4 separate regions of the Homo sapiens genome follow, and regions 1, 3 and 4 are each linked to region 2. The links are chromatin loops, found by intact Hi-C in ENCODE. Cell type or tissue: endothelial cell of umbilical vein. All regions are shown on one strand. Region 1 has its middle 36 kb from the start of IGFL4. Region 2 holds the start of PPP5C-AS1 (PPP5C antisense RNA 1). Region 3 has its middle 18 kb from the start of PNMA8B. Region 4 has its middle 7.6 kb from the start of PNMA8B.

Region 1 (5,000 bases), 320 kb after region 2:
CTGGCAGAAGTGGTGCAGACTATGATGTAGCTAAAGCAGATGAGTACCTGCCATTCAGGTACAGGCGACGTACAGGCGTTTCCAAAGCGCCTGAGGCCTGGAAACTCGGGTGGCTGGCTGGGGGATCATGGCCAGGGGCAAAGAACTTCTGAGCCCGTGTGACTTGGGTCTCATTCGGGCTATAGGGGTGCAAACAGGCTCCAATCCGCGAGGAGGATGCACTAAAGTGACCCGCTTAGGCTGCAAAACCAGGTGCACCATGGTACGCACGACTCGCTGAGCTCCATTTTCTAGGCGGGGAACTCTTGAGGCCTGACGCCCACGAGGGGAGCGGCAGCGACTTGACGCACCTCCTGGGCAGCCAAAACAAACCATTGCAGAGGATTCTTGTCCCACCCAACGAGCAGCCCCAGCCATGAACTCTGCAGCATCCCAATTGTCCAGAACGCCCGAAACTGGCAATGACTACTGACACCAAGGCAGTTACTGCGACGAAAACATGGCGGCCAAAGCCGCCTCACCCATCGCCTGCGCGATGTCTACTGACGACGCCTGCGCGATGTCTACTGACGACGCCTGCGCGATGTCTACTGACGACGCCTGCGCGATGTCTACTGACGACGCCTGCGCGATGTCTACTGACGACGCCTGCGCGATGTCTACTGACGACGCCTGCGCGATGTCTACTGACGACGCCTGCGCGATGTCTACTGACGACGCCTGCGCGATGTCTACTGACGACGCCTGCGCGATGTCTACTGACGACGCCTGCGCGATGTCTACTGACGACGCCTGCGCGATGTCTACTGACGACGCCTGCGCGATGTCTACTGACGACGCCTGCGCGATGTCTACTGACGACGCCTGCGCACTGCAAGGTGGGCGCCGCTCTCCATTTTCTGAGCAGTCTCCTACTGCCATCTAGTGTTGACTACTGGGATATCGGCTCAAATACCCCCAGAGAGAGTGCGTCACAGGCCTTTTGACGGACTGTGGTGAATTGATACATAGCTATGTTTGATGCATTTTAAAGTGAGCCTTGACTCCACACTTGAATGCTGTTATAACCCCTACAAAAAATAATGGACAAAAAAGACCAATGGGTTAGGGAGTGAAGGCCTTTAGGTAATACAGGAGCAGGTGGTTAGTAGCCAGCTCCATTGTATCAAAATACCTCATTTTGTTTATCCATTCATCTGTCGATGGACCCTTGGGTTATTTCCATCTTTCGGCTACTATAAATAATGCTGATATGAACATTGATGTCAAATATCTTTTTGCGTCCCTATTTCAATTGTGTGGAGTACATACCTACTATTGGGATTGCTGGGTCGTATATTAATTAATTCTATATTTACCTTTTTGAGAAACTCCCATTGTTTTCCACAGCAGCTGAACCATTTTACATTACCACCAGCAATGCACAACACCTGTTAATTTCTCCGCATCTTTACCCACACCTGTTAATTTCTGTTTTTTTGTTAATAGCCATGCTAGTTGGAGTGAAGTACTATCTCCATGTTATTTTGATTTGCATTTCCCTAATGATCAATGATGTTGCGCATCTTTTCATGTAATTATTGGCCATTTATGTATTTTATTTAGAGAAATGTCTATTCAAATCCTTCTCTTGTCTCTTAAATGAGTTATTTGTTCCCGTTGTTGAGTTCAGGAGTTATTTATATATTCTGGATATTAATCTCTTATCAGAAATACGATTTTTAAACATTCTCTCCATTCTGGGGGTTGTCTTTTCCAATTACTTTTTATATGGGTTATGTGATTTAATCACAGTGTCAAAGGCACGTTTAGCGTGCACCCACCATAGCACTGTATGACTTTTATAGGCTCTCGAAACATCTATCCTGCGACCCCTGCAGGCAAGAAGATAGAGAGGGTACTCCAGCCGGTATCCCCGTATTCCTCCCTAGATGGCAGTAGGAGACTGCTCAGAGAAGAGAGCGGCGGATTCCGCAGTGGAGCGCTCCCGCAGGCGCTCCCGCGGGCGCCTCCAGCAGAGCTCGCGCAGGGGCGCACGGGGGCGGCAGTGTAAGTAGTCGCCATGTTTCTGTCGCTATCACTTTCTTGGGGGTGTCACTGATCACTGGCTATTGCGACTACCAGACGCTCTGGACACTTGGAACGCTCCTGAGTTTGCGGCTGGGTCCACTTCCTGAATGATACTAGGATCCCCGCCTCTGGTTTCTTTTGGCTGCCCCCGAGCTACCTCAGTCTTTTTCAATGTCAGGCGGTCCAAGTTCCCTGTGGTGAAAATGGAGCCCAGTGAGTCGTGCCCATGGCAGCGCACCTGGTTTTGCAGCCTGGGCAGGTCACAGGTGCATCTTCCACGGGGATTTGAGCCAGCGTGCACCCCCATAGCGCGACTGAGATTCCAAGTCACACCCAGGTTTTGGCCTCGCAAATCCGCCTCTGCTCCCAGCTGGCACCTGAGTATGCAGGTCGCAGCCCGCGATTTAGAAACACCGGCACCCGGGTGAACGCCCACGGCTCCTCAGCTTTCGCTGCACCGACGTCTGCACCACGCCCGTCAAGCTCAGCTGCATCCTGACTCTGGGTTGGAAACTTCGTGGTGGATGATGCCTGTAACTACCCAGATGAAATCAAGACGCAACAGCCCTCATCGAGGGATGCTCAGGTGAGAGATCCTCAGCATTTGTGTCTCTAAAGAAGCCAAAGGGGGCCTTTGAGGTAATCCGCTTTACATATTTGAAAAGCCCATGGATAATCACAATAACGTTAGGAATCTCACACCCTCTTTGTGCTTCCAGCACCAAAAGAACAGAAGCTAGGTCAGTGAACAGGGAAGACGCATAGGTAGAAGTGCCGGGCAGCCAGGAAAGATAGAGTGAAACGTATCTTTAAATCAAGAGTTTTGTTTTCACTTTTACATATTTCTGGGCATTTTAAGTTGACAACACCAGGATATTTATTATTTATATTTATTATAAATAATGTATTTATATTTATTATAAATAATGTATTTATAATAAAACTAAATAATATATTTATATTTACTAAATAAAACTAACCGGGAAAATGTATACAATTTGACCTAAACTTTTAGGATCAAGGAAGAACTAGAACCACGGAATAAATTTAAAAGGAAAGAAGTGTAAAAAAGGACTGCACAGTCCTTGGAGAAATGGCACATTCTAGATCTGGAACAGAAAATATACACGATGAATCTGGAACATCTTGTGCCAGAAAATAAGGAAGTGCTGAAAATAACAATTACAATAATGATATAACCCCACATTGATCACAATATGTCAAAGGGGCACAAGGGCCAACAGAAGAGCTCCCAGTGGCCAAAGCTGGAACAATTTGAGCAAGAAATGAATTCGGTGGTATTGGGTTATGACCCTACTGTGGTCTGAATTTTTGTGTCCCTCCAAGATTCACGTTGAAACTTAATCCTCAATGCAACAGTGTTAAGAGGTAGGTTTATAGGAGATGATTAGGTCACGAAGGCTCCTCCCTCATGAGTGGGATTAGTGCCCATATAAAAGTGCTGGAGGAAGTCTGTTCTTGTTTCCCCTTTCTGCCATGTGAAGATACAGTGAAAGATGTCATCTTTGAAGCAGAGAGCAGCCCTCACCAAACACTGACTCTGCAGGTGTTTGAAAGTTTGGACTTTCAAACTTCCGGAAACTGTGAGAGATAAATTTTTGTTGTTTATAAATTACCCAGTCTAAGGTATTTTGTTATAGCAGCAGGAATGGACTAAGATAAACCCAAAGTTTAAAATAAATACTCATGAGTTCCTACTGGTATAAATAAATGATTGAATAAATAAGTGGGGAGAAGAGACAAATCTCTAATACAGAAGAATTCGAAGTAATATATATAAATACAGCACCATCAAGGAAGGAAAGCCCAACTCCTCACTTTTTAAAATGCAGGCTGCAAATAATGACCTGGCTCCAAAGAGTTCAATGTGGAAAGGGGAGAAAAAGAGTAACTTTACGCTGGAGAAAAATACCACATCAGCCAGGTAATCGGTGTCATAATCATCAATGATAAATCATGTTGACAGTATCTCCTTGATAGGATGTGATAGAAATGGTACTTTACCTCTGTTATCTTGCTCCCCAAAACCAATAATGTCAGTCTAATCATTAGAGGGAAAAATCACACAAATTCCAGTAGGGATATTCTACAACCTTACCAGTGCCCTTCAGACCCTGGTAAGGATCTGAAGCATCTTGTGCCAGAAAATAAGCAAGTTCCTTACCAGTACTGCTCATAACTGTGAAGGTCATCAAAAACAAGGAAAAATCTGAGAAACTGTCACAGTCAAGAGGAGGCTAAAGAGACAGGACAACTAAATGCAATGTGTCCTGAATAGGATTCTGGAACAGAAAGAGAACATCTGGTGAAAATGAAGAAAACCTAGATAAACTATGGACTTTAGTTACTAACGGGGTATAAATATCCTTTCATTAATTATAATAAAATACTAATGTAAGAAGCTAAAAATAGGGGAAGCTGGTTTCAAGGTATTTGGAAGCTTTTTATACTAGCTTCTTAATTTTTCTGTAAATCTAATGCTGTTCTAAAAATAAATTATTCTTTAAACTATTGAAAACTCTAAGTGGTAGGTTTAAGATAGCCACAAATTCTTTCTGTTCTTCCCATTGAAAGGTGGAATTGAATCCCTTCCTCTTCAATCTGGGCTTACCTTGTGACTTCCTTGACCAGTAGAATGTGGTGAAAGTGTCTTGATTTCCATGTCAGGGACATGATTTTCATCAGCTTCTTGGAATACTTGCATGCGGAGCTTGGCTTCTGTAATGGTTAATACTGACTGTCAACTCGATTGGATTGAAGGATGCAAAGTATTGATGCTAGGTGTGCCTGTGAAGGTATTGCCAAAGAAGATTAACATTTGGGTCAGTGGGTTGGGAAAGGCAGACCCGATGTTAATCTGGGTGGGCACCATCTAATCAGCTGCCAGCTTGGCTAGAATAGAAAGCAGA
Region 2 (5,000 bases):
CCCAGGCATCTGCCGGCCGCAACCCCTCACCTCCTTGGGGTCTTTGGCACCTTCTCAGTGAGGGCTTTCCATGCCGCCCCGTTTACGATGACTGCAAACCCTCTCCTGCCCCGGCCCTCCTGGGGCCCTGCCTGCCAGACTTTTGTCCCCAGCAGGCCTCACTTCCTAATGCGTGGATCTCCTCCTCATGTAGGAGGCGTACCCCCTGCCTCCCCACCGCATGCTCGCTCCAGGAGGTTCCTGTTTCTTGCACCTAGAACAGGGCCTGGGACGCCCCGGGACCCTTCCTTGCGAGACCTCAGGGCCTTTACGCGGCCACTCCTTCGATCTCAAACGCTCCTCCCCACTTCCTGGGCGCACTCCCTCCAGGGGGCGTATCTTTCCAGCACATTCCCAACTAGGCGCATCTGGGGTCAGCCTTCCTCAGTCCGGGTGGTTTCTTCCGACCGACCGTCAGCACTCGACAAATAACTGAGCAGCTGCTGGGGCCGGGAACACCGCGGGGACAGGTCAGAGCTGACCCTGAGCGACTCTACTGCCTCTCCCCGCCACGCCCACCTGCCCCCTGCGGGGTAGGACCCCGCAACCACCACTCCAGAGTCCTCTGCAGGGACTGCTGTTGCTACGGGAGAGGAAGCCAGAGGAAGGGGACGCCATCTGGGGGATGCTTGGGCCGTGGTGGCTGCAGAAGCAGCAGCAGCAGTGACGGCCACCGCCGCCAACCAGGGGCTTCTCCCTGGCCAGCGCAGCCACCTGGGCTCCGGGCAGCAGCATTTTCCACGTGGCTCCTCCAATCCTCACGAGACAGCAGCTCCCTGCATTGCTAATGGTGAGCCCACCTGACTTGCTACTCTCAGCCCTTCCTGATTGCAATGTCTGTGTCACCAATTTCCTCTATTAACCTTCCTGACAAGTCGGCGTGCTATTGAGAAACAAATGAGTGAACCAGGGCAATCAGAGCTCCGAAAAATAAAGCGAGCAAGTGCAGAAAAGGTCACTTTTTTTTTTTCTTTTTGAGACGGGGTCTTGCTCTGTCACCCAGGCTGGAGTGCAGTGGCACGATCTCAGCTCACTGCCCCTCTGCCTCCCGGGTTCAAGCGATTCTCGTGCCTCAGCCTCCCGAGTAGCTGGGATTACAGGCGCGCGCCACCACGCGTGGCTAATTTTTGTGTATTTTAATAGAGACGGAGTTTCTCCATGTTGGCCAGGCTGGTCTCGAACTCCTGACCTTAAGTGATCCACCCGCCTCGGCCTCCCAAAGTGCTGGGATTACAGGCGTGAGCCACCGAGCCAGGCTAGGGTTTGTTTGTTTGTTTGTTTTTGAGATGCAGTTTCGCTCTTGTTGCCCAGGCTGGAGTGCAGTGGCGCGATCTCCGCTCACCGCGATCTCCGCTCACCGCAATCTCCACCTTCTGGATTCAAGCGATTCTCCTGCTTCAGCCTTCTGAGTAGCTGGGATTACAGGCATGCACCACCACGCCCGGCTAATTTTATATTTTTAGTAGAGACGGGGTTTCTCCGTGTTGTTCAGGCTGGTCTTGAACTTCCAACCTCAGGTGATCCGCCCGCTTCAGCCTCCCAAAGTGCTGGGATTACAGGGGTGAGCCACTGCGCCCAGCCTGGGTTACATTTTTATAGGTGGTCAGGGAAGCCCTCCCTGGGAATGTGACATTTGAAGAAAGAGAACAGCAGTGCAAAGGCCCTGAGGCAGGAATATGCCTGGTGTGACCCGGAGACCTGGGTGGCTGAAGCCACGGGGGGAGACACAGAGAGGGAGGTGGGAAACAAGGCAGGGGGTGAGATGGAGGCGGAGTGTGTAGACCTGAGCTGTGCAAGAGAACTGCGTGCGATGGTGGCAGTGTCCTGCACCAGCACTGCGTGATGTGGTAGCCACTGGCCACGTGTGGCTCTTGAGCACTTGCGATGTAGCTACTGTGACTTCAGGATGTGGATGTTTAATTGTATTTAGTTACATTGAAATTAAAATATCCCCATGTCAGTAGTGGCTGCTGCACTGAACAGGTCCAGACCCTGTTATAAGGACTCTGGCTTTGACCTTTAGTGACATAGGAAGCCATAAGAGGATTTGAAGAGAAGAGGAGTCATTCGATGGGACTCAACTTCTTGGTCAAACCAAGTCATAAGGCTAGTCTGGATTCAAGCGGAAGGGAAATAGACTTCACCTCTTGACGGGGGGAGGTACCAGGGGCATACGGGGAAGGGAAGAATTGACAGCGGCTGTTTTTTGGAGACAATGAGCCACGTTGCGCCCCCTGGCGGCAGCTGGGAAAAGAGGTCCGGAGTCTAAGTTTGACTCGGGAATGGACACAACTTTTTCTTTCTTCTTTTCTTTTCTCTTTTCTTTTCCTTTGCTTTTATTTTCTTTTTTCTTATTCCTTCATTTCCTTCCTTTCCCTTCCTTCCTTCCTTCCTCCCTCCCTCCCTTCCTTCCTTCCTTCCTCCCTTCCTCCCTTCCTTTCTTGACGGAGTCTCGCTCTGTCGCCCAGGCTGGAGTGCAGTGGCACAATCTCAGCTCACTGCAACCTCCGCCTTCTGGTTTCAAGTGATTCTCCTACCTCAGCCTCCTGAGTAGCTGGGATTACAGGCTCCCGCCACCTCACCCAGCTAATTTTTTGTATTTTTAGTAGAGACGAGGTTTCACCATGTTGGCCAGGCTGGTCTCGAACTCCTGACCTCGTGATCTGCGTGCCTCGGCCTCCCAAAGTGCTGCGATTACAGGCGTGAGCCAACTTATTAGTATCTCTGTCCTCGGGATCCCACTTCAGAATCGCCCAGGACTCAGATGTGGAATGGACACTTTAGTGGCCTGCAGATGGCAGCAGGGGGGGTTCACTATTTGTAACACAAAAAGGGATTTAAATAGTGCCTGCAGGGTCCAGTCTCCCAATTTAAACTTTGGCATTTGTGGTTTCAAACTCACAGAATCTGAACGGTTGCCCCAAAAGACCGATGTCTTGATTCCAAATCAGCCTCTATCTGACAGGCCCAGCTGCCACCCGCTGCCACAAAAAAACAAGTTCAGGGGAACAGTTTGGTTTTTTGTTTGTTTGTTTTTGAGAAGGAGTCTCGCTTTGTCACCCAGGCTGGAGGGCAGTGAAGCGATCTCGGTTCACTGCAACCTTTGCCTCCCGGGCTCAAGCGATTCTTCTGCCCTCGGCCTCCCTAATGGCTGGGATTACAGGCTCCTGCCACCACACCTGGCTAATTTTTGTATTTTTAGTAGAGACGGGGTTTCACCATGTTGGCCTGGCTGGTCTTGAACTCCTGATCTCAAGTGATCCACCTGCCTTGGCCTCCCAAAGTGCTGGGATTACAGGGGTGAGCCACCGCCCCCAGCCTCACTCTTTACTACGGGCAGATTCGTCATAGCCTTGGGGGTTGAACTCTGTAATTCTCACAGCAGCCCAGGGATGCAGCTTCTATTATTATCATCCCCATTATATAGATGAGGAACCTGTGGCTTAAGGAATTGAGGGACCTCTCCAGGGTCACAAGGCATGGTGGAGACAGAGGCAGGGGCCTTAGCCAGGGCAGGACACAGAGGCAGAGGCCTCAAATGGCAGGATGAAGAAATGGAATGCCTTCCTATGAGAAGGAGGGAAGTAATGGAAGGGAAGGGAGAATAAGGGCCTATTTATCAATGAGGATAGGTCAGGCTTTACGTTTGCATCCAAGCTTCAGGGGAACCTTGAAGTCTTGGAGTTCTTTTTTCTTTTTTTTTTTTTTTTTTTGAGACGGAGTCTCGCTCTGTCACCAGGTTGGAGTGCAGTGGTGCAATCTCAGCTCACTGCAACCTCCAGCTCCCTGGTTCCAGTGATTCTCTTGCCTCAGCCTCCGAGTAGCTGAGATTACAGGCACGTGTCACCATGCCCGGCTAATTTTTGTATTTTTAGTAGAGACGGGGTTTCACCATATTGGCCAGGGTGGTCTTGATCTCCTGACCTCGTGATCCACCCACCTCGGCCTCCCAAAGTGCTGGGATTACAGGCGTGAGCCACTGCGCCTGGCTGGACGTTTTTACTTTAAGAAGTCCCTGAAGGATGCAGACTAGGGGGCTATTAGAAAGAACAGTTGCCCAGGCGCAGTGGCTCATGCCTATAATTCCAGCACTTTGGGAGGCTGAGGCAGGAGGATGGCTTGAGCTCAGGAGTGAGAAAAGACTGGGCAACATGGTGAAACCCTGTCTCTACAAAAAATTAGTCGGGCGTGGTGGCATGTGTTCCCAGCTATTCAGGAGGCTGAGGTGGGAGGAGATAGCTTGAGCCCAGGAGATGGAGGCTGCAGTTAGCTGAGATCGTGCTACTGCACTCCAACCCGAGTGACAGAGCAAGACCCTGTCTCAAAAAAAAAAAAAAAAAAAAAAAAGAAAAAAGAAAAAAAAGAAGGAAGGCAAGAGAAAGAAAGAAAGATCCTTACAGGCCTGCCTAGAAAAAAATGTCCAGATAATAATAAGGAAAAAAATGATAGAAATACATATGTAGAATGAGTCCATTTTGGTTAAATAAATAAATTTATAAAACTAACATTTATCGCCTGCTAAGACATGCCAGGGATTGTCTGAATGTTTTTGTTCGTTTGTTTTTGAGAGGGAGTCTCGCTCTGTCGCCCAGGCTGGAGTGCAGTGGCACGATCTCGGCTCACTGCAAGCTCCGCCTCCCGGGTTCACGCCATTCTCCTGCCTCAGCCTCCCGAGTAGCTGGGACTACAGGCGCCCGCCACCACGCCCGGCCTGTCTGAATGTTTTCTATGGGCTTTGTCACTAATCCCACAACTGTTAACTATTCCCGTTTTACAGGCGCAGAGGTCGCACAATGCCCAAGGATGGCAAAGTGAGGTGGCAAACCTAGGTCTTCTGACTCCAGAGCCCAGGCTCTCAACCCCTGTGCCCTGGTGCAGGTGGCTCTGGACTTGCTTGGTGCACCAGACCTTAGTAATTCAGTCATTTTTTCCATAGCGCCCCCAAAGAAATACCTAACAGT
Region 3 (5,000 bases), 110 kb before region 2:
GAGAAACTTTGCCACAAACAGGACAAAGAGCTGTGAAGTCACAGAGGCTTGAGCTGGAAGTTTATCTGCAGTTTGGATGCTGTGCGACTTGGGAAAATTAAACACCCTCCCTGATCCTTGCTTTCCTCCTCCTCTACCTTGGCTGGGTCTCATCTAGCAGTTGATTTAGAGATCAGGTGTGTGAAGCACTTAACAGGGGTCTGACAAGCAGTAGGGCTGATATTAGCAGTTATTCACATTGTTATTGTTATTCCTTTCTCCTTAGGTGGGGGCGGAGGGGGCACGTTTTGGTGGTGGAGGGAGGACACATGGTAGATGCATTGAATTCTAGATTTTTTCTGCCCTCTAGTGGGCATGAGGAGCCACAGCTCTGGGAAAAGGAAAATACATCCACCCTTTAAACAGTTACGTGAATTCATTCTTTTTTTTTTTTGGTAAGACGGAGTCTCGCTCTGTCACCACCCAGGCTGGAGTGCAATGGCACGATATTGGCTCACTGCAATCTCCACCTCCTGGGTTCAAGCAATTCTCCTGCCTCAGCCTCCCGAGTAGTTGGGACTACAGGCGTGCGCCACCACACCCGGCTCATTTTTTGTATTTTTAGTAGAGACAGGGTTTCACCATGTTGGCCAGGGTGGTCTCAAACTCCTGACCTCAGGTAATCCACCAGCCTCGGCCTCACAGAGTGCTGGGATTATAGGTGTGAGCCACGGCGCACGGCCCTTTCTTTTGTTTAATAAACCTTCTCGAGCCCCTTCTCCATACTGGAGACCCAGCAGTGACCATGACAATACTGGACCTGCCCTCTTGGGACTCAAAGTCCAGTGGGGGAGAGAGAACTGACAACCCCAAGGGGACACCCGACCCAGTCCACGTGCTTTAGACTGGATGAAACCAGGGAGAAGGGTTGGCCAGAGCTTTCTTTCCAGATCTGGAGCACATGGTGAAGGGCTGGGTGTTGTCTTGAGGGCACTGGGGAGCCATAGCAGGTTCCAGGCAGGGGGAGGAACAGGGGCAAATTTGTGCTGCCATGGGTGAAATGGGTGGGATGGGGGAAGACTGGGGATGGGAGACCTAGGGCTGAGAGGGGGATAAGGAGGCGCCTGGATAAGGGGTGGGGCCATGGGTGGGGGAATACCAGGGCGAAGCCCCTGGCTCGGAGGAGAGGGAGGGCCTCGCCCTCTTGTGGTCTAAGGGAGGAAAGGATGGTCTCCAGCCAGATGCCCCACCTCATTCAGGCCTTCCTCACTGGGGGCCCCATCTGGAGTTCTCCTGTGCACACCACAGCCCAGAGATTCCAGTAAGTCCGGCTGCCTGGGACAGGCCGCCAGGTCGGCCAAGGATGACCAAGAAAACACCATTTGGCCCCATCCTGGGGAGAAAGAATGGGCATTTGTGTGGCCAGGATTAGGGGTGGACTAGGGGAGGGGACGTGTCAGTGTGTGTGTGTGAGTGTGTGTCAGGGTCGGGGTGATGGTGTGTGTGGACATGTGAGAGGGTTTCAGTGGGTGTGGCATATGTGTGTGCAAAGGTGTGTGAATCGGTATGCTGGATGTGCAAGTGTGTGTGAACATGTCGGTGTATCTGGATGTGTGTGTTAGAATGTGACTAGGAGTGTGAGCATGATTGTGTGTTTTGTGAGTGTGTTGGCACCTGTGTAAGTCTGTGTGTGTAGGTGTGTGCCTATTAGTGTGACTGTGACACTAGCTGACAGGAGCCCACGGCCACACCTTGAACCCGACAACCCCTGCCCTCAGTCTCTGCAAGGACCCATCCTCAGCATGCTCCCAAATTTTGGGTGTCACCTTCAGTATAATCCTCACATATTGGGGACTTCCCAAATACAGGGTCACCAGCTTCTCATGTAGCCAAAACCAAATAAATGCAAAATGAGTAAAAACAAACACAAAAATGAAACCAATGTGAAGAAAGGAAAACATAAAACCAAAGAATGGGTGGGAGAGAATTGCAAACTAAAACGAGGATTTTAAATGGAAAACATGGCCAGGTGGGCAGCTCATGCCTATAATCCCAGCACTTTGGGAGGCCGAGGCAGGCAGATCACTTGAGGTCAAGAGTTCGAGACCAGCCTGCCCAACATGGTGAAACCCCGTCTCTACTAATAATACAAAAATTAGCTTGCGTGTTGGCGCGCGCCTGTAGTTCCAGTTGGGCAGGAGGCTGAGGTGAGAGGATGGCTTGAGCCTGGGAGGCGGAGCTTGCAGTGAGCTGAGATCAGGCCACTGCACTCCAGCCTGGGCGACAGAGGCAGACTCCGTTTCTAAATACATACATAAATAAATAGAAAACATTTACGTTTGGATATATCCCACTTCCTCACCTAACTGTCCCCACTCTTGTTCAGGTTCTGGCCCCCTGGTGGAAGTCGGGCAGGCACCCTCCCGGGGCTGACACTGGGGAGCAACATGAAGTCAAATTTTCATCCCATTTCTCAGATGAGGAAACTGAGGCTCAGAGGTGGGGAAGAGCTCGAACCCCGGTCTGTCGGCCCCTCTGATTGCCACCCCCTTGTCCCTCGGGCGGGTTAGACCCGATGTCGCGCTGGTCCCTACAACACCATCCCCAGGGGCTGAATGCTCAAGCCCCTCCGGCGGTTCAAGCAGGGAGAGGAGCGCCCGAGACACGCGGCTAGGAGGGAGGAAGGAGAGTTCCACAGACAACAGGCGACGCGCTCGTGTTCCCCACCAGGGGGCGCTGCAGGACCGCTGGCTAAAGCGCCGGCTCAGAACGCCCTGGCCCGGTGGCTTGGCCTAGTGGTCCTTAGCCTGGCTTGTATGTTAGAATCACTTGGGAGTGCTTAAAGATCCCAATCTTCAGGCCACACCCCAAAACAGCGGAATCAGAGTCCCTGGGAGTGGAGCCAGGGCATCGGTATTTTGCAAATCTTCCCCTAAGTGATTCCAAAAGTGCAGCCAGATTGGGAACCACTGACTTATAGAGGTTTTCATGACAATGCTAAGAGAACGAGATCCCTATTTTCAGGTACATAAGTGAAGGCCCCAACAGGTAATTAACCAGCCGAAGGTTGTAAGTGACAGCAGGGGCTGGGGGTGGGGTGAGCCCAGGCAACAGCACTGCAAATATCCCTCCCACACCAAGCCCTGTCCCCATCTCTTGTATGCCCCTGCCCCATCCCCCAGCTCCCCACTTTAGAAGCAATAATGTCCCCACTCGTCCTCTCCCTGGGAAGGTAAAGGCTAATTTGGAGTCAAGACTCCAGTTTTCTGGGGCGATTTCATCAAAAATCCTGCTGTCTGGGCTGGGTGCGGTGGCTCATGCTTGTAATCCCAGCACTTTGGGAGGCCAAGGCGGGTGGATCACTTGAGGTCAGGAGTTTGAGATCAGCCTGACCAACATGGCGAAACCCTGTCTCTACTAAAAATAGAAAAATTAGTTGGGCGTGGTGGCATGTGCCTGTAATCCCAGCTACTTAGGAGGCTGAGTCAGGAGAATTGCTTGAACCCGAGAGGCAGAGGTTGCAGTAAGCCAAGATCACACCACTGCCCTCCAGCCTGGGTGACAGAGTGAGACTCCACCTCAAAAAATAAAATAAAATAAAATAAAAAAGAAAATCCTGTTGTCTGAAACCATAACCATGAATTTGGGAACTGAATTTAATCCTCCTTGAGTTAAAAATAATGAATATTGTTGCTGCCATCTCTGGATTACAAAAGTGCCCATCTCATAGCTGAGCCCTTGGCTGATGCTCTTGTGGCGTCCCAGGGGCAGAGATGGTTGTGTCCATTCCAGAGAAACACAGATTTAGACTCTTCAGGTCTTTTCTCTGCCAGCTGTTGCCACAGGGCACACTGTGGGGCATGGTATCCAAGACGATTGCTATCAGTTCTCCTGCCCTATGAGCCCACTACCTTTCCCATCAAGAGATGGGATCTCTTTCTCCTCAGCTTGAATCTGGGCTAGCCTTACGACTTGGTTGGACCAATAGAATTCAGCACAAATGATGTGATACAAGTTCCAGGTGTAGCCCTTAAGAGACATGGCAGGATTCACCGCCTCCCTGTTAGAAGCCAGCCGCCATTGTTTAAAACTTCAGCTGAATTAAATTTAAAGTTTAATTGAACAATGAACAATTTGTGAATTGGGCAGCCCCCAGAATCACAGCAGATTCAGAGAGACTCCAGGGATGCCTCCTGGTCAGAACAAATTTATAGATTAAAAAAAAAGGGAAGTGGCTGGGCGCAGTGGCTCACACCTGTAATCCCAGCACTTTGGAAGGCCAAGGCGGGTGGATCACGAGGTCAAGAGGTGGAGACCATCCTGGCCAACATGGTGAAACTCCATCTCTACTAAAAATAAAAAAATTAGCTGGGCGTGGTGGTGCATGCCTGTAGTCCCAGCTACTCAGGAGGCTGAGGCAGGAGAATCCTTGAACCTGGGAGGCGGAGGTTGCAGTGAGCTGAGATCGCGCCACTGCACTACAGCCTGGCGACAGTGCAAGACTCCATCGCCAAAACACACACACACACACACAAAAACGGGAAGTGACATACAAAAATCAGCAGTGAGGTACAGAAACAGCAGGATTGGTTACATGTTGGTGTTTGCCTTATTTGAACACAGTTTGAATTAGGTTTTCGATCTTGTCTGCCTATTAAGCTAGGTTATAGCTTGTCCACAAGGACTCAAAAATAGAAGTATAGAATCCTTCTCGGGCCATATTTAGTTTGCTTTAACACCATGTAAGAAGCCTGACCCCTGTGATCCTGCCATGGTATGAGGAAGCCCAAGTCAGCCATGTGGACAGGCTGTGTGAAGAAAGAGATGCCAGACAGTCCCCAGCCATTAGAATCATCCCATCCGAGGTGCCAGACATCTTAAGTGAAGGAACCATCTTGGACATCCCTACCCTAATGGAAGCCCATCAAGCAGAAGAACCAGCCAGCTGAACCCAGTCCTGATTGCAAAATCAAGAGAAAAAATATACTGCCACTGCTTTAACCCACAAAGTTTTGGGGGTG
Region 4 (5,000 bases), 86 kb before region 2:
GAGGGCAGGAGTTCAAGACCAGCCTGGCCAAGACGGTGAAACCCCGTCTCTACTAAAAATATAAAAATTAGTCTGGTGTGGTGGTGCACACCTGTAATCCCAGCTACTTGGGAGGCTGAGGCAGAAGAATCGCTTGAACCTGGGAGGCAGAGGTTGCAGTGAGCTGAGATCGTGCCACTGCACTCCAGCCTGGGTGACAGAGCAAGACTCCGTCTCAAAAAAAAAAAAAAAAAAGGAACCCTTTCTGCACTTCCTCCCTTTATTTTTCAGAGCTATGACTGCCCCCTGGCACACCGACTGTACTTGTCAGGGAGGTTAATAGAGGAAATTGGTGACTGGGGTATTGCAATCAGGAAGTGCAAAAACAGGGAGATCGTTTTGTCCCAATATTAGCAATGCAGGGAGCTGCTCCCTCCCGAGGGCTGGAGGAGCCACTTGGGAAAGGCTGGTGATCAGAGCCCTAGTGTAGGACTGCCAAGTTCCACGCACGGGGCCGGCTTGCTTGAGGAGAGACCCGGGAGCCCCTGGTTCACCGCAGTGACCGCCAGCTGCTGCTGCCACCACGGCCTGAGCATTCCCCCAAATGGCGTCCCTTTCCTCCTGCTTTCAAACTCCCCCCAGCGCCCCGTGGGCTTGCAGCAGCAGCAGCCCCTGCAGAGGGCCCTGAGCGGTGGCTGTGGGGACCTATGCGGCATGGGGGCAGGTGGGCGTGGCGGGGAGAGGCGCGGCAGAGCGGCTTAGGGCCAGCTCCGTAGGGAAAAAGTGTGGCTTGGCCTTTCCCCTTCGTGTCCCCAGCCCCAACACCGTGCCTGGCACGCGGCGGCGGCTGTTATTTGTTGAATGACTGACGGTCGGAATGAACCACGCGGACTGGGTGAGTCAGATCCCAGATAGGCCTGGTGGGGAATGTGCTGGAAAGAAACATTGTTTTCATTCCCTCATTCCTGGAGGGAGTGCTCCGGCGGGGATGGGGAGGAGTGTTTGGGGTCGAAGGAGCAGCCGCGTAAAGGCCTTGAGATCCTGCAGGGAAGGGTCCCGGTGCACAGAGACCAGCACAGGCTGCAGCAGCCGGGTCTGTCCCGCGCGTGGAGCCTCTGGCGACGGGTGGAGCGGAGCGCGGTTGCCCCCTCCTGGGAGAGAAGGCGACTGTCTGGGAGGAGCCCTCAGCGCCATCCGCGCAGTCCATGAGATTTATCCAGGGCTGGCGCGTCCCAGGCCCTGTTCTTGGTGCAGGAAACAGGACCCTCCCGCAGGGAGCATGCGGTGGGGAGGCTGGGGTTACGCTCCCTAGATGAGGACGAAATCCATGCATTAGGGGGTGAGACCTGCTGGGGGACAAAAGTCCGGCAAGCAGGGGGCCCGAGGAGGGCCGGGGCAGGAGAGGGTTTGCAGTCGTCATAAACGGGCCTGGGAAAGTGGCCTGGGAAGCCCTCACTGAGAAGGTGACAAGTGTAGTGGCGCGATCACGGCTCACTGCAGCCTCGAATTCCTGGGCTCAAGCGATCCTCCCACCACTTCAGCCTCCCTCTAGAGTAGCTGGGACCACAGGCACGCGCCACCAAGCCTAGCTACTTTTTGCATTTTTTGTAGAGACGGGGTCTCTGAATGTTGCAAAGACCCGAAGGACGTGCGGCCGGCGGTTGCCTGGGGGAAGTCCATGACCGGGGTGTAGGAAGAGCCAGGGCAAAAGCTTCCCAAGCCAAGGGTATGACTGTAGGGGGTTATTAGCGTGTAATTACTGCCCCTCCCATGCCAGGCTAAGTGCTGGTGGAGTGGAGGCAGTGACGCCAAAGAAGGCCGCCTGCCTCCATGGTGGTCGCTGTCTGGCTGGATTTTCACCTGAGGCAGCAAATGAGCATGAAGAGGTCCCTGGAGTAGGGCGTGCAGACTGGCAGGGCCTCAGGGCCTCGTTAAGCGCTGGGGAGCCATGGGAGGGATTTGAACAGGAGAGGGAGAGGTTTATGCTTTAGGTCTGTCGTGTGCAGGGTGCAAGGCTGGAGCAGGAGGAGGCTGGGGCGGGAACCTAGGGGACAGGCCTAAGGCTGGACCGGCGCAGGGTGGTGGGGATGGCAGGAAGTGGTTGAAGAGTTTTCAGGAGCCTGATTTCAGCTGACCAGGTGACTGGCGGGCTGAGGTTGTGTGTGTATGTGTTTGTGTCTCTGTGTGGATCTGGGGGTGGACACATTCGAATGTATATGTCTGTGCGTCTTTATTGGCTCTGTAGAGAGGAGGGCAGGATGAAGGAGGGAAGAGGATGAAGGCAGATTTTCACCCTCATTTCCCAGATAGAGAAACCGAGGCTCAGAGAGGCAAGGAAGGGAGCTGGAACCCACGTTTGTCTTACTCTACGGCTCCCTCGAATAATCGGCCCTCCCGGCCCCAGGGGAGGGACGGAATGGTCCTCCCCCAAGGATGAGGCCAAGGTATCCTGGGGTCCAGACCCCAGACCCTCCCTCACCTCTTCCCTCTCCCCCCTCCCCCGCCACCTCCCCACCGCGAAGAATCCCGGGGTCCAGACCCTTTCCCCTAGAGGCTGAACTTGTCTTGGCCCCTCGGCCTGCTTAAGCGGGAAATGAGCGATCCCCAAACTCTGGGAATGTGGCCACGTCCTAGAACTGCGCCGCAGACGACGACCCTTCCCTTTGCCCCCGCAACCTACGACTCCAGAGCAGGGGAAGAATCCGCGCGAGTTGCGATGCCCGCTGATTCCACCAGGAGGCACCCCAGTTCCGCCGTTTAAAATCGTGGGGCCACGGCGCTTTCCCCAGCGCTTTAAAGGGACAACCCTCCCTGGTCTTTGAACGCCAGGCTGGGGAAAGCGGACTTTCCTGCAGGACAGCGGTTCTCAAAATCAGGTCCTGGACCTGCGTCAACGTCTCCTGGGAACTAGATACACATTCTCGGGCCCACCCTAGACCTACAGAACCCCTTTGGGGGTGAGGTCCAGCAAGCTGCATTTTCAAAGGACCCCCAGGTGCCTGCGATGCGGGACTAGTTTGAGAACCACGGCTGTGGCGTCTGATGGTCTCTAGGACCCCTAGGGTCGCGGTTGTGAGCCCCGGCTGCCCATTGCTTGGAATCACCGGGGAGCTTTAGGGACTGTTGCTGCCCCAGCCGTGCCCTGCACCATTCAGAGATTCCGAGAGCGGCTGCCGAGATCTGCAGGCTGGACATGGGCTCTGGGTCATTCCAGGGGCAGCCGGGGTGGGCACCGCTGCCCTGGGGTCCCTGTCAGGGCTGAGGTGTGCAGTGAAGAGCTGGCCGCCGCTGATACGTAGCAGAAATAAGACGAGATGACCTCACAAACACATCACACCCTCTTCAGTCCCCTGGGCAGTGCTGGCAGGAAAGCTCTGCTGTGATCCCCATTTCCCATGAGGATGTGGAGGCACTGAGAGGTCAAGTAATCAGCCCAAGGTCACACAGCTTGCAAGGGGCAATGCTGGGGGAGTCAGGCAGCGGGGCTCCAAACCCCTCCTCCCATCTCTAACCATTTCCTCTTCTCTTGTCACACCCAGTGAGCCTGGGAGGGGGACCCAGAAAGCCCCCCTCCCCCAACCCCTATCTCAGGGTAGCATCTCTTCCCTTCATGTCTGTGTTCTGGAATCACCTGTGGCCTCTCATTTTTCTCTTTAGTGACAGTGAGGGGTGGCTGGACTGGTCCAGATGAAGGCTGATTTGGAGTCAAATCTCTGGTTTTCTGGGGCGTTTGAAACCATACCCCAGAGGCATCAACTGGCTACCTCAGGGGAACTGGCCCTGCAGGCTCCATTTGAAACCCCCTTGATTTGAAAATATTGACGCCTCTGTTCGCATCTCATCTCAAGTTACCCAAGGGCTCCTTGCACCCCTGGGGCCTCACTGGATGTCACACTGAAGATGCTGGGAATGGAACGCAGAAAATAGTATGTCCACTCAAGGGGGAAACAGAGACTCTAGTGGGAGACAGATTTGCCCAAAGTGTCAGGGATACTCAGAGGGGGTGGGAGGATCAAAACCTTGTGTGTGATTGACACGTGTGTCTCTTGAGTGTATGTGTGTGTGTACACTTAGGGGTGTGTATGTGAATCCATGTCTGAGTGTCCCAGTGTGCATACAGGTGTGTGCTCACCCCTCAGCCATTAGGGTGTGTATGGGTGTCCGTGTCTATGTGAGTGAATGTGTGAGTGTGTGCATGAGTAGGTGTATGTGTCTGCACATAGTGTGGGTGTCTGTATTGATCTGTGTTTGTGCATAGGCTTGTATGCATGTGTGTGTCTAGACTGATGAGTCTTGGAGCATGGTGTTTAAAATTGTGGGTTTAGGAGTTTGTGAATGCTTTTTTTTTGAGACGGAATTTTGCTCTTGTCTCCCAGGCTGGAGTGCAATGGTGCAATCTCAGCTCACTGCAACCTCCACCTCCCAGGTTCAAGAAATTCTCCTGCCTCAGCCTCCTGAGTAGCTGGGATTACAAGCACCCACCACCACGCCTGGCTAATTTTTTATTTTATTTTTTTTTTGAGACGGAGTCTCACTCTGTGGCCCAGGCCGGAGTGCAATGGCGCAATCTCGGCTCACTGCAAGCTCCGCCTCCCGGGTTTGTGCCATTCTTCTGCCTCAGCCTCCAGAGTAGCTGGGACTACAGGCGCCCGCCACCACACCTGGCTAATTTTTTTGTATTTTTAGTAGAGACGAGGTTTCACCATCTTAGCCAGGATAGTCTTGATCTCCTGACCTCATGATCCACCCACCTCGGCCTCCCAAAGTGCTGGGATTACAGGCGTGAGCCACCGCACCCGGCCCAGTCTGCTTTTTAGAAAAGTCTCCTGGTTCATTAGAAAATGAAGATGTGTCAAATCATTTCAGCCGCACCACTGAACGGTGGTATAGTTTAATCAGTGACATTTAGCAAATGATGGCTTTAATACACACAAAATGTAAAGCAACACAACCACCGTGGTGCACGAGATGATTGGGTTCATAAAGAGTGAGGATTTCTAGCACACCACAGGCTGGCATGG

What was found. A loop is a pair of places that touch in the nucleus more often than their neighbours do. Peaks named below come from ENCODE experiments on the same cell type or tissue, not always from the same donor. Only the 100,000 strongest peaks of a DNase experiment are listed, where the experiment ranks them.
Region 1: it touches region 2 in a loop (26-fold over the local background); 3 of 110 quality-filtered maps call a loop at or near these places.
Region 3: a loop joins it to region 2, with 12 times the contacts of the local background. A loop is called at or near these places in 59 of 110 quality-filtered maps.
Region 4: a loop joins it to region 2, with 15 times the contacts of the local background. A loop is called at or near these places in 108 of 110 quality-filtered maps.

What each region holds. Positions count from the first base shown.
Region 1 is chr19:46,074,676-46,079,675 of GRCh38, reverse strand. It overlaps a transcript of IGFL4 not described here and a transcript of IGFL2 not described here. Among named protein-coding and RNA genes, the nearest start is that of IGFL4, 36 kb to the right of the region's middle. In endothelial cell of umbilical vein, CTCF peaks have their summits at 959 (motif pointing left) and 1,902 (motif pointing left); DNase peaks (open chromatin) are centred at 905 and 1,905; H3K4me3 peaks cover 197 bases; H3K27me3 peaks cover 1,888 bases.
Region 2 is chr19:46,399,664-46,404,663 of GRCh38, reverse strand. PPP5C-AS1 (PPP5C antisense RNA 1) reads left to right here and starts at 426. Exons shown (of 2, transcript XR_007067275.1): 1 at 426-829. RefSeq lists an enhancer at 517-1,224. In endothelial cell of umbilical vein, a CTCF peak has its summit at 2,263 (motif pointing left); no DNase peak of the experiment used is centred here; H3K27me3 peaks cover 425 bases.
Region 3 is chr19:46,511,353-46,516,352 of GRCh38, reverse strand. No RefSeq gene overlaps it. Among named protein-coding and RNA genes, the nearest start is that of PNMA8B, 18 kb to the right of the region's middle. In endothelial cell of umbilical vein, CTCF peaks have their summits at 367 (motif pointing left) and 2,700 (motif pointing right); a DNase peak (open chromatin) is centred at 2,742.
Region 4 is chr19:46,485,740-46,490,739 of GRCh38, reverse strand. No RefSeq gene overlaps it. Among named protein-coding and RNA genes, the nearest start is that of PNMA8B, 7.6 kb to the left of the region's middle. In endothelial cell of umbilical vein, CTCF peaks have their summits at 1,091 (motif pointing left) and 2,695 (motif pointing right); a DNase peak (open chromatin) is centred at 2,719; H3K27me3 peaks cover 2,592 bases.